Linked DNA regions of Homo sapiens: region 1 is linked to region 2. The links are chromatin contacts, found by Hi-C or POLR2A ChIA-PET in ENCODE. All regions are on one chromosome and are shown on one strand. The core of a region is the stretch at or near the end of the contact, and the rest is flanking DNA. Distances in the headings are between cores, read along the strand shown. Region 1 overlaps PHACTR1 (phosphatase and actin regulator 1). Region 2 overlaps PHACTR1 (phosphatase and actin regulator 1).

What was found. A loop is a pair of places that touch in the nucleus more often than their neighbours do. ChIA-PET counts read pairs that join two places held with the same protein, here RNA polymerase II (POLR2A). Pooled maps may share reads with other maps.
Region 1: a pooled map shows a loop between it and region 2 (2.4-fold over the local background). The contact joins two enhancer-like sites. A Hi-C loop is called at or near these places in 1 of 50 pooled maps. POLR2A ChIA-PET finds 5 or more read pairs at or near these places in 2 of 52 experiments (Caco-2 and H1).

The regions. Positions count from the first base shown.
Region 1 is chr6:13,260,214-13,263,508 of GRCh38, reverse strand. The region is part of intron 10 of PHACTR1 (phosphatase and actin regulator 1); the gene reads right to left. Among named protein-coding and RNA genes, the nearest start is that of TBC1D7, 67 kb to the left of the region's middle. Within about 2 kb of position 1,953, at least 5 of the 41 ENCODE cell types and tissues checked have a DNase peak (open chromatin) inside an H3K27ac peak, as active enhancers do.
Region 2 is chr6:12,892,298-12,895,579 of GRCh38, reverse strand. All of the region lies in intron 4 of PHACTR1 (phosphatase and actin regulator 1), which reads right to left. Among named protein-coding and RNA genes, the nearest start is that of PHACTR1, 180 kb to the right of the region's middle. Within about 2 kb of position 1,544, at least 2 of the 41 ENCODE cell types and tissues checked have a DNase peak (open chromatin) inside an H3K27ac peak, as active enhancers do.

The DNA.
Region 1 (3,295 bases), core at 704-3,203, 370 kb before region 2:
ATGCCTCAAATGGTTTTTTCTTTACCATGGACTATGGCTAAATGATTCAGTGAACTGAAAAAATCTCTGGGTTCCTGTTTAAATGCCACATGCTATCAAGTGCTGTATGTGAGCCTTCTATTTTCTTTAAAAATTTAAGAATGGATCTTGCCTTTTTTTTTTTTTCAGTCTGAACAATGCTGTCTCTACTGGTGACCATAAGAAATAATCAAATAAATTGAAGTTTTCTTTTTGCATGGAAAGACTGAAAAAAAAAAAAAAAAAAAAAAACACTAAAAGCCCAAAATAAAGGACACTTCAGTTTTGACCTTGGAAAAAGAAGACTGGTAGAGAATGTAGTGGCAAGATGCTTTAAATGTATGCAGAGCAGGCAGCATTGTCTTTGCACATTACAGCATCTCCCTAGAGAAGTGACAAAACCCTTGTAGGTTTTGTTGGTCTGACTTGTTGAGGCTGACAGAGATTAGTTGTGCTGCACAGAGCTAATGGGCTTTCTGCCGTTTCCAGAACACCAAGGTCACAGCTTTCATTAGCATTTACAACTGCTTATTGTTTTGAGGGCCTTGATTTTAAAGTCTGGATCTCTGAAACTGTATCTGCATTTCAGGACAAAGGAAAAACAGAATTAACTTGGGTTTTCTGCAACTCAGCACCAGAGAAAGGTAACTGCATTTTCAGACAGATGGAAAGAGGAAATGCAAAAGTCCTCACAGAGAATGACAGAAAATAAGATCCTCTCTCCAAAAGTAGGAGGAGATGGGGTTTTCTAACAGGTATCCAGAAGTGTAGATGGGCTTGGTGGGATCAGGGGAAAGGGAGAAGCACTGAATTCTATCCCCTCTACATCCTTTGGAAACTTCCTCCTGAGAACCTATGAGTTCCATGAGGATTGGGGCATTTCTGTCTGGCCTTGGTTATTACTACATCCCCAGTTCCTAAGAGAGCATAGAGAGCATAATAGATGCTCATTTAGTAACTATTTAACCCAGATCCCACCAGTTCAGATGCCACACATGCTCCTTGGATGATCTCATCAACACTCATGACTTCCAATAGCATCAATATGCTGATGATTCCAAAATCTAAACCTCCAGTCATATTTTTGAGTTCCTGGCCACCTTTCTAACTGCTGTCTTGTACTCCTATGGGCCATCAGACTTAAAGGGTCCCAAATGAATTAACTCATCTTCTTCCCCCATACATCTTCCTCTCCAAGTGGTCTTGTATGGAGTCCTAGTGAGATGCCCAGGCCATGAAACTGGGAATCATCCTGTCTGAACTTCACTCTTGATGGCCAATCAACCACCAAGAGTCCTATATCCAAACCATCTCTGATTCCATCTACCACCACCTTGGGGAAGCAGTCCATCAGCATCTCTCCCAGTTGCTGCCAGCCTATCCCACTCTGGTCCTCCTCCAGCCCATACAGAATGATCTTTCTAAGGGACCGATCTGATCACACCACTCTGTGCTTGAAAAGTAAGTATGCCTTTACAGTGCTCACAGGACAGAGTCAAAACACTCAGTGTTCTGAAAGATTCTTCATGATCTGGCTACCTGCCTGTCAAGAATCTGCCCATTCTGTCCTTCACCCAGAATGATCTCTTCTTGGTTCCTTCCAGATTTGCATGCCCTTCCTCATAGCCTTACCATTCTTTTCCTTCCTCTTTGTCTGTCTAACTGACAATAATCCCTAACGTTACAGCTTAAAGCTTCAGTATCACTTCCTCTGTCTGCAAATCTCTTGGTTTAGGTGTCCTACAGTGTGCAACAATATTCCTGCATGTTCCATACCCCAGTGCTTGTTTTACTTTCTTTTATTGCCTGTCCTATTCACCAGACAACAAGGCTTACACTCTGTGAGGCCAGGGCCACCTCTGCCTCACTTAGACAACCAGGGATAGCTTCCTGTCCATAGAATCTGAGCAGGTGCACAGAACACCCTCCTACTCCACCCCTGCACAGAAGGGCTTCCTGCTTGGGGTTTAATGCTCTGTTGCCATTTCAAACTTTTCAATATTTTTTTATCTTTTGAACAAGGAACCTCTCACTTGTTCACCATGACATCTGCAGAGCCTAGCACAGAGTCTGGTAACTGGAGATGCTTAATGTTTGTGAAATAATTAAATGGATGCTACTTGGTGACTTTTCCTTACCTTTAACCTTTACCTCTTTCTTGGTTCTTTCCTTAGGGCAAACAACTGTATTCTCCATTAGAAATAAAACTCTTTAAAACAACAACAAACGAACAAAGCTGTCCTCCTACGCCAGCCTCTTCCTCCAGCTCACCCCTCTCACCTGTCTGCTCTTGGCTGCCAGACCTCTCGAAAGGGTGGTCCAGGCTCGAGGTCTCAGTAACTCTCCAGTCTGGCTTCTGTTCACACAGCTTTACTGTGCTGGTTCTCAGCATGGGTGATTTTGCCTCCTAGGATGCATTTGGTAATGTCTGAAGTTATTTTTGGTTGTTGCGATTGAGAGGGTGCTGTTGGCATCCGGTAGATAGAGGCCAGGGTGCTAAACATCTTCCAATGCATGGGACAGCCCCCACCACAAAGATCATTCAGTCCAAAGCATCAACAGTGCTTAGGTTGAGAAGCCTTGCTCTACTGAATCAATTCTTGATAAGGTCATCGATGATTCAATTGTCTAATCCAGTGGCCTTTTGGAGCCCTTATTTTACTAAACCTTTCTCTATTATATGATACCTTTGACTAATAGTCTCATATTTCTCTCTTAATATTTCCTAATTCCTGCTACTCAGCAGATCTCAGGTGTGATAAAAGCCCAGGGGTGCCCTATCCTTCAGAGTGGCTTTGGGCAGTATGATGCATGCCAGTCACCAGCTTGGGTCAGCCTGCTGTTTAACAAGTGTGAGATCTTGAATGAGACGGCATTCCTCTCTAAGCCTCAGCTTTTTCATCTCTGTGCGATGGAACAAAGAGAATACTTTAACTGCCAGTCCTGGTCAAAATTCTTAGTATTTTAGTGCTAAGAAGGGGCAGAGGAGAAGTTGGGAGGCGGGGAGGACATAGCTTGGTTGTTTTACTCCTCTGCTACCAGCCTTCCACCGCCTGACATTGCGCTAAGAATAATGCTTGAATTCACTCCACACCACAGCCTGGCCACAATGCCTCATTTACCTTCACTCCCTTATTCACAGTAGGACAACCCAGTAGCACATTCACAGTTTAGGGAAGCTGAGATGCCTCCTCTGATTCTACCAGGCAGAGGTAGTAGTTCTGTCTATGGAGTTCCCCATCTTGACGATGGCCTTATCCATTACATTGGTGATACC
Region 2 (3,282 bases), core at 295-2,794:
GAGGGACCCCTTTACCATGTTACTATCTAGTAAAACTCATCAAATTCCACTACCTTTGCTTATTATAGTTTTGTTAACAGTAAAAATAGAAAGAATCAGCTGGGCATGGTGGCTCATGCCTGTAATCCCAGCACTTTGGGAGGCTGAGGCAGGTAGATCACCTGAGGTCAGGAGTTCGAGACCAGCCTGGCCAACATGGCAAAACCCCATCTCTACTAAAAATACAAAAAATTAGCCAGGTGTGGTGGCAGGCACCTGTAATCCCAGCTACTTGGGAAGCTGAGGCAGGAGAATCGCTGGAACCTGGGAGGCAGAGGCTGCAGTTTGCCGAGATCATGCCATTGCACTCCAGCCTGGGCAACAAGAGGGAAACTTCGTCTCAAAAAAAAAAAAAAAAAAAAAGAAAAAAGAAAGAGTCACAATATCAGACAAGAGTAGATTAGTTAAATATATACACAATATCCTAAGAGTAGAATATTATACAGATATTAAAAGCAATTCTGCAGGTTTGTTTATTTACATTCATTCATTCATTTAACAAGTATTTACAGAGAAACCCTGGTGTGCCAAACAGTGTTCTAGGCTCTAGGGATATAGTAGTGAACAAGAAAGAGATATTCACATGTTTTAAAGAGAAGGTTTAAAAATAGCATGCATATTATTTTATTACATATAAGCATAAAAATATGGAAGGATCTACATTAAAATATTAATCAAGATCTGTGTGATGAAATTAAAATGATTTTAATTTTTGCTTTTTTGGATATTTTTTTCTATGCTGGGCTTTTATTCCTCATGTAATTCTAGGTCTATAAAATAGACATTCGATTCCATTTCTCAGATGTCTTATAGCTCTAACAGAAACATGTTAAGTGACTTAACATGTAGCAGGACCTGTCTAACTCTACTATGTGGTTAGGGGTGACAGCATGGCTGGGCAGAAAAGTCAATGAGAAGTTTTTTTGTTTCTTTTTTCAGAAGGAGTCTTGCTCTGTCACCCAGGCTGGAGTGCAGTGGCGTGACCTCGGCTCACTGCTACATCCGCCTTGCCAGTTCAAACGATTCTCATGCCTCAGCCTCCCAAGTAGGTGGGATTATAGGCGTGTGCCACCACACCCGGCTAATTTTTGTGTTTTTAGTAGAGATGGGGTATTGCCATGTTGGCCAGGCTGGTCTCGAACTCCTGACCTCAAGTGATCTGCCTGCCTTTGACTCCCAAAGTGCTGAGATTATAGGCGTCAGCCACTGTGCCCCGCCCAAATGAAAAGTTTTGATGGCCTCTGGCAGCGACAAGCCTGGCTACTGAGGTTTAAAGTGTAGTGAAAAATAATTACATTAATTCTCCTAGGCTTTTTTCTTATTATTTGCTTTTGTCCACTTGCTTTTCTGTGTAAGTACTTGAGATATTAGAGTCTCAAAAAGTACTTGAATAGATGAGTTAATGATTTGCAAGGTGGTTGAACCTGTGCCCAATCATTCAACTGCAATATTGAAAGTAGCCACAAGATGGCGAGAACGCTTAAAAAGTAAAGAGACCAATAAAAATCCCACAGTCAGCCAGTGGGTGATGTGTTCCCTTGCAAATTGCCATTAACGTGAGCTCACTGACAGACATGTAATCATCAGCCTAAGGTGTCTTGTCTCCTTTGCCCCTGCTCAGCAGAGAGTGCAGCTGACATCAGTTACATAGAGGGGTTCCAGAATCTTCTCTCCCTGCAGCAACAGGGCTGCTTTGCTAAATATGGAAGCCCATGTGACACTTGACTTAGCAAAAGGCTTTAGACTTGCGTGAACTGCCTGTGTGGAGAGCTGCTTGTCCCTGAGGGAGAAGTAGCATCTGCAGTCATGCTGGAAGAAGAGAAAAGGAAACCATACTGTATATATATATAGTTTTTCTTGCCTTTGGTCAGTCTGAGGGCTGGAAAAGAGGGGCTGACAGAATGGTTGAAAGATAATAATAGTGTGATCAGTCTGCAGGCTTCAGAGGCTAGGGGTACAGCAGGTCCAAGGGAGGAGGAAGAAGGACCCCCCCAAAATACAAGTTGTAAAAAAATCATAAAGTATGTAATAATGAAGGATTCACAGGGTCATCTTGCATATATCTAAAACCTGTCCAGGGATTCGCTTTCCAGTTTATGAATGAAAGCAAGTGAACCTTAAAGCAGCATTTAAAAAAATTGTTGATGGATGAAGGCTTATTAGAAGATATAAATATAAAAATCTTGCTCTTGTTAACTTTCTTTTTTGGATTTCTGTGCCCCAGCCTCCCTCGCATTTGTGTGCCTGATGTGAAGTGCATACGCCCTGGAGCTGCACAGCTGTGTTTGGCTTCAGCTTTGTACGCATCTGTCTATGTGACCCTTTTGACCTCTTGGAGCCCTGGTTTTCATGCCTGTAAGATATGGCTTACAGGAAGAATCAGAGAGTCATGTTTGTAAAGTGTCTCACATGGCCCAGCACATAGTAGGGGTTCAAATAAAATGATTTTCCTTTCTTTCCAATCTCACCTTCAGCCACTTTACTTTCGAGTGTTGCCTGGACACTATATTGCCAAGACTGTGTGCTTTCTCTCTCTCTCTTCCTTCTCTGGAGGTCTCTATCTTCCTCTTTGTCCTGGAAATCCCACCATTACTTCAAGGTCTGGTCCAAGTAAAGGTGTTCCTCAGAGCCCCACTGCCCCAATGCCAAAGAGCACTCTGATGAAGTCTATTCTCCCTATCAATGATGATATCTCTTGTGGAACTTATGCTGCTTAATCAGAGATAATAGTTTCCATGTCTGCCATCCTCCTTTACTCCACATTGTGTGTTCCTGGAGCATGAGCTATGACAATGTCTTACATGTCTTCACATCTCTGAATAAATGGAAGAATGAACTTCAGTTGCACTGTTCTGTTCCTTTTTTTCCATGGGGGGAAAAAGATGTCTATAAATGTGTCTGAATCAGTAACTGCCAATGTTTTTGCTCTGCTTGACCATTAACTCAAGTTATAGTCAAAGAAAACAAAACATTTAGATAAGACCATATTATTATGTCAACAACCAAACTCGGTCCTTCGCTTGAAGATTTTGCAGTTGAGTCTGCAAAAACTCTAACTAGCTATAAATCCATATGGGAGCGTATGTTTCATCACTTCCCTCTGACAGACCCAGATGCAGCTCTGTATTAATTAAATCCAGGTCTGAAGAGCCACTATCCAAGCAAAAGAAGTTATGCATGTGTAGCTTATTACTTACATAAAGTGAAACCCTCCCTCACTAAATGCATTGTATGATAAATGAG